Linked DNA regions of Homo sapiens: region 1 is linked to region 2. The links are chromatin loops, found by intact Hi-C in ENCODE. Cell type or tissue: spleen. All regions are shown on one strand. Each heading gives the region's core, and the rest is flanking DNA. Links, peaks and the distances in the headings are about the cores only. Region 1 has its middle 71 kb from the start of CASC22. Region 2 has its middle 190 kb from the start of CHD9NB.

Region 1 (2,917 bases), core at 111-2,610, 680 kb after region 2:
TTCCCTGGGTAGTGCAAGCCACAGTGAAAGTAAGGGTATTATAACTGATGAAATCACACAGTGTTGTTCATACCTTTCTGTTTGGCCTTATTTGTTCATCACAGCCTTTCTGTCTTTACCTTCAAGACTTCTTATTGCGGTTAGTTCTGGTAGCTTGTATCACCGTTCACAAATGTCCCTAATTGCAAATTCAGGAGGATGGCATCTAGATTCCAGTGTCTTCTGATTCCACCATAACTTCATTCTAATTATCATGTCACTAAAGCAAAGAATGGTCACTAATGTTTTCCAGAGATGCTGTAAGAGCATCTTACTGTTTCTGCTCAAGAGGAAGCTATGGTGGGTGATCTCAAGCTTGAGATGTTTGTTTTCTGCTTTGCTTCTTCCTAATTCTTGGTGAAGGATGATAAGAAGAAGAGAAAATACTGAATCTCCTGACAGCCTCTGACATGCTAAATTGCTGTTTTTTTAAGTACTTCAAAACAAGAAAGTCATAGGCTAAGGCCATTAGTTCAAGTTATGTGGATCCCCTGTGGACAATTTGCAGATGCCAATGTATCCTGTAGGGAATTAGACATCTCCTTGAACTGCAGAGAAGAAATGCTCATTGGCTTAAATATTGAGCAATTTGAATTCAAGTCCTGACTCCACGTCATAATAGCTATTTGACCTTGAGAAGTCACTGGACATTGCCTTGCCAGGACATCTCCTCACCTGCACAATGGCGCTAAGAGAACCATTTACCCTGCAGACTTTCTAAGCTCCTGGAGATGTCAAAGGGGAGGACTTTATAAGCCAAAGTTTAGGGTGATTGTCAAGTGTTAGATATATAAAAGCCTGCATTGGATATTGTTTCAGAAATGCTACTTTTAATTTCACTATCTTAGAGGAGGCACTACGTTCATCTCTGTGGTATAAGCCAATGGAAGAGTGGTGATGAAGTTTGAGAACTTGCTGCAAATCTCTTCAATATTTCCCTTGCATATGGCCTGAAAACCTGCTCTCAGGTGATCTTTGGAGTGTGGCATGTGAAGGAGAAAGACCACATATAAAATGTGTTGATAAAGGTTTCTGTGGGGAAGTGCATGTATACACCACATTGGTTTCCTCAATGATCATCATTAGAAACAGAGATAGATAGGTCTGATGCAGGAATAGTTAAGACCTGACACTTAGAATCCTGCCCTTGAAGAGCAGGTAGCAGAGGGCAGCCGGCAGGTGGAACCGATTGCCTGTATGTCTAAGGGAGATAAAAGGCCACACCAAGGCCTAACATTTTAGTTTCCAAAATTTTGCTGTCATTCATTCCCTTACCAAGGAAGAATCATCTCATATCTGAGACACTTTGGACCCCAAACTATGCACAGGGACAGTGGTCACTACAAAAGCTCTATGGTGGCCAAGTTTGGGTGGCTATGGTTTTTTCAATGGAACCCCGTGTCCAGAATTACGGCAAGGATAGGGAGGTCTGTGTGTTTTTGTACATTCCTTCTCGACCCTTTTGAGACCTTTTCAAACTTCTCTTCTCCACACAAAACTACCTTAGCTCTGGTCCTCACTCTTCCCAAACGCTTTTCATTTCTAGGGCCATCTAAATCCATGCTTCCAGCATGGCAAGTGATGTGCAGCTAATAATGACTTCCTGGAGCTCTCAGCTCCAGATTTGCTGTCTGAAGCTAAGGAAATCAGTACACTGTTAGGAAGAAACAAATCAATTACAATAAGTGACAAACAAACAAACTCCTTTTTCTCAGAAGCCAAAGCTTGTGGAGTGAATTACAGAGACAAGAGCCTTCTGGGCTAGTGGTTTCTGGAGAATCGGCTTCAGGATGGATGTCCACAGACATTAGGAGGAAGCAGGCCTGGGGAAGACCAAGGGTAGAGAGAAAAGTAAAGTGGTAGCCTCTCGCCACAGGTTCTGCACATTCTATTGCACGTAACTGACTATTTCCCAGGAAACATTTGCATCAATCTTTGGTTTCTAGAAGCAGAGACAAGCCCACAAAAATAAACTACTATGTTGGATAGTATGGCAATCAGGACTTTTTAATTGTAAATAATGGATAATATCTCCCAAACTAGCTTATGGGGAAAAAAAATAAATGAAACCCTCTTGGCTTACATACCTTAATCATCTAAGGGTAAATTTTACATTTGGTGCAGCTGGATATAAGAGCGCATGCTGCCACTGATGTGATTTTTTTAGTCTGCATTTCTCGACTTAGTTTTATCTTTGGAGGACTCACTCGCAGACAGGTTTCTTCTCATAGAAGCAAAATGCCTGCTTCTGGTTCCCAAAGTCACATCTTACTAGTTTCAATTCTGGCAGAAAAGTGTTGGAGACTCTATGCCAAGCATTCTCAGAAAAATTCCTAAAATTCACTCTGATTTGGGTGGCTAGGGCCACATGCTCACTCCTGATGCAAAGACCATGTGAGGAGGACTCAGTCCTCTCACTGGCATAAGCATGGGTTGTATATTCCACCCAGAAGGGCTTAGGAGGACTGAGATGGAGCAGGTGGGAGAGTCACTGAAAATCAGAGCTGATGGCATAAAAGCCTTCTTTCAGTCATGGCTTGGTGTTAGAACACAAAAATTTCTATTTTAAGCTGAGAGTAATCAATCACATGATATTCAATGCTTAGAAGACGGTTGGAAAGGCTGAGATCAGGCTCCAGGAATGACTTTGAAAAGAGTAAACAGACTTAGCTCACATAGGGAATGGCCTCTCTTTCTACCCAGGAAACTGGAGAATTGACACACTGTCCTACAAAGTGCTGGCTTCTGTTCATACTCTCTTCGTGTGATCCAGGAATCAAGAAGCCACCATCAGAAACATTGGTTCCAGAGCCATGACACATGTGCTGAATCCATACCAGCAAAATGGCACCCTCCATCCTGCCTCATGATACCCACA
Region 2 (2,917 bases), core at 143-2,642:
TGGCTCACTGCAGCCTCAACCTTCTCAGGCTGAAGTGATCCTCCCACCCCAGCCTCCTGAGTAGCTGGGATTACAGGCATTCACCACCATGCCTGGCAAATGTTTTGGTACCTTTTCGCAGATATGGGGTTTCACTATGTTGCCCAAAGTGATCTCGAACTCCTGGGCTCAAGCAATCCACACGCCTTGGCCTCCCAAAGTGCTGGGATTATAGGTGTGAGCCACCCTGCCTGGCCACATATACCCTTAAAACCATCCTATGCTGTAGGCATTATCGTCTCCATTTGACAATTGCAGTCAGTCTTGGAAAGGTTAAAATTGGTCCTCATCACATAGTAAGAGAGGAGGCAATCTGGCATGCTCGTCACTCATCATCTCTGTTCACTGCAACAAAAAGCATATAGGGACAATCTTGGATGACAGTTCATAATATTAAAGGTTGGTGCAAAAGTTATTGAGGTTTTTGCCATTAAAAGTAATGACAAAAGCAGCAATTACTTTTGCACCGAACTAATAGATTAATGAGGGAAGTCCGGATGTTTGGAAGACAGGTGTAAATTGGCAAGGCCTAAATACTTCTGTATTCTCTTGTCAAAAACAGATCCCTGGGCTGGATGCCTGGGCACTGACCAGCAGGCTGCCCTTCTGTTCTTGTGGTTTACAGAGTTCCTGGTCTTGCCAACACTAGACCCGCAGAAGCAGTATGCTGTTTGTTTAATCTTTTCGATTCTTCCTGACAGAACAACTTGTTCTCCTTCCCTCCTGCTGAGATAGGTGAAGGCTGAATGTAAACAGAATCTTTCTTCTTCCTGTTCAAAATGTAGAGGTGCAGGTGAAGCCAGCAGCTTGAGTCAAAAGGTTGGCAGTGGACTAATTAATCACTGGAGCATGCGGCAGTGAAGTGAGACCTTGAAGACAAAGAGTCCCACATTGCGATTCTTCTAACTGAACCCCAGTCCAAGTGGTCAGAACTGGTGGGATTAGAATTTGGGACTACCAGAAGCCTTAGGTTTCCCTGGAGTTAGATAGGGATGGATGCTTATTGTAGAAATTTTGGAATATATGGAAAGTACTGTATCAGTCAGAGTACTCATGGGAAAGAGATGGCACACTCACAAAGACCAAGAAGATACATTTACTGCATAGATTTTTCACAGAGGTGTGGGTAAGATTTAGGGAACCCAGCAAGGCCAGGTGTGGTGGCTCGCACCTATAATCCTAGTGCTTTGGGAGGATGAGGTGGAGAACTGCTTGAGGCCAGGAGTTCAAGACCAGCCTGTAGCCAGGCATGGTGGTGCATACCTGTAGCCCTGTTTACTCAGGAGGCTGAGGTAGGAGGATGGCTTGAGCTCAGGAGTTCGAGGCTGCAGTGACCTATGATCATGCTACTGCACTTCAGCCTGGGCAACAAAGTGAGACACAGTCTTAAAAAAAAAAAGAAAAGAACTCAACAAGAATGGTGAAGCACCCCAGGTCAGCAAAAATGGGGAGCTGTTACCACCCTTAAGCATGAAGGAACTTTGAAAGGGAGAGTTCACCTGGAGAGAGACAGACTTACAGATATAGGTCAGCTGATTATCTTAATGGAGCTGAGACCATAAGATGGGGGATACAGTCCCTTCCAGCCTGCACTGGCAAAGAATGAGCTCTGGGAATAAACACCTCAGTGTCACTTTTTCCACCCTCTGGTCACCTGCTGGTGTCTTCCCTTGGTTGAACTCACCTACAAGCCAGAGGGGAAGGGAGTGTGTTAATATATCTGTAAAGGTCAGCCTCCCTGGACACAGATTAGAGTGAAGATACGTGGAGAGTGAGTTTGGAGAGGGCAGACCACCCAACACAGGTATAAAAAATACAACAATAAAACGGAAGTCACCCATGATCCCAGCTTGTGTGACTGACTCCAGTGCCCACCCTCCTGACTGTCTTGGTGATGGCTTGGCTTTCTTCCTCCCTTTGTGCTTCTTTGCCACTCTGTGGATCCAGTGCCCCAAATCTTGCCAACTCTTCTCAAGGAGGCGCGCTCTCATAGCGAGTATATTTTTATTGTGAAGACATCTGCACCTTCTTGCCAGCCAAAAATAACATATGGAAACGTTTCCCACATTTTCACCAGGGGGCACTCACTCCTTTTTCATGGATGGCTAAAAATGCTTTTTTCGAAGTGTTTGCTTGCCAAAATAGAATCCTTTTTGTAGCCGCTGTGAACGTTGGAATCAGCTCTGCCCTGAAGTGATTTCTGGCCAAACAATGTTTCTGTTTGAAATAAGATGACTGGACTCCACGTCTGCCTTCTTGGTAAATGTTTAGCACCCAACTTGCATGTTCCATTTGGAAAATACTTTGGGTCTAAATGCTACTTTACTATTCTCCCATTGAAATGAACAGAACCAAGAAGAGTTTGAGAAAATAATCTGTGCGCTTAATTTGTAGGTGCCCTTTTAAGAGCTGAAAACCTGACAAATCAAAGAAAGTGAACAAATCCTCCCTTTGGAGGCTGCCTTGTACCCATCCCCAAGATTCATCTTGATGATAAATGGAGGCTTCCTGGGGGAAATATGTTTTTTCAAGCATAAATTCTCCCAAATGGAAAGGCATTTGTTTGGTATCATATCAATCCTATTTAGCTATTAGGTATGAAAGTGACATACTCTTTGTCAAAGGAACCATGCAGACAAGAGAGCTGAGTAATCAAGCAATGTACAGGGAGTAAGTGGGAGGCCTCAGGCATGTATTTATAAGAATTTCTCTTAACAGTGTGGATTGTGTTTGCAACTTGATAAAAATAATTATAGATCTCTGATGTCTTTTTAATGAACGCGATGTTACAACTATAGGGAAATATAAAGATATATTTAGTCTATCATCTAATCAGTCAATCAAAGGGGTAGCTTAAAATTGTGGGTTTTTTTTTTCA

Evidence for each region. Hi-C counts contacts between places; a loop is a spot of excess contacts. Peaks named below come from ENCODE experiments on the same cell type or tissue, not always from the same donor. Only the 100,000 strongest peaks of a DNase experiment are listed, where the experiment ranks them.
Region 1: a loop joins it to region 2, with 7 times the contacts of the local background. A loop is called at or near these places in 13 of 110 quality-filtered maps.

What each region holds. Positions count from the first base shown.
Region 1 is chr16:52,185,875-52,188,791 of GRCh38, reverse strand. No RefSeq gene overlaps it. Among named protein-coding and RNA genes, the nearest start is that of CASC22, 71 kb to the left of the region's middle. In spleen, for the core only: no CTCF peak of the experiment used is centred there; no DNase peak of the experiment used is centred there.
Region 2 is chr16:52,860,974-52,863,890 of GRCh38, reverse strand. No RefSeq gene overlaps it. Among named protein-coding and RNA genes, the nearest start is that of CHD9NB, 190 kb to the left of the region's middle. RefSeq lists a silencer at 1,960-2,254. In spleen, for the core only: no CTCF peak of the experiment used is centred there; no DNase peak of the experiment used is centred there.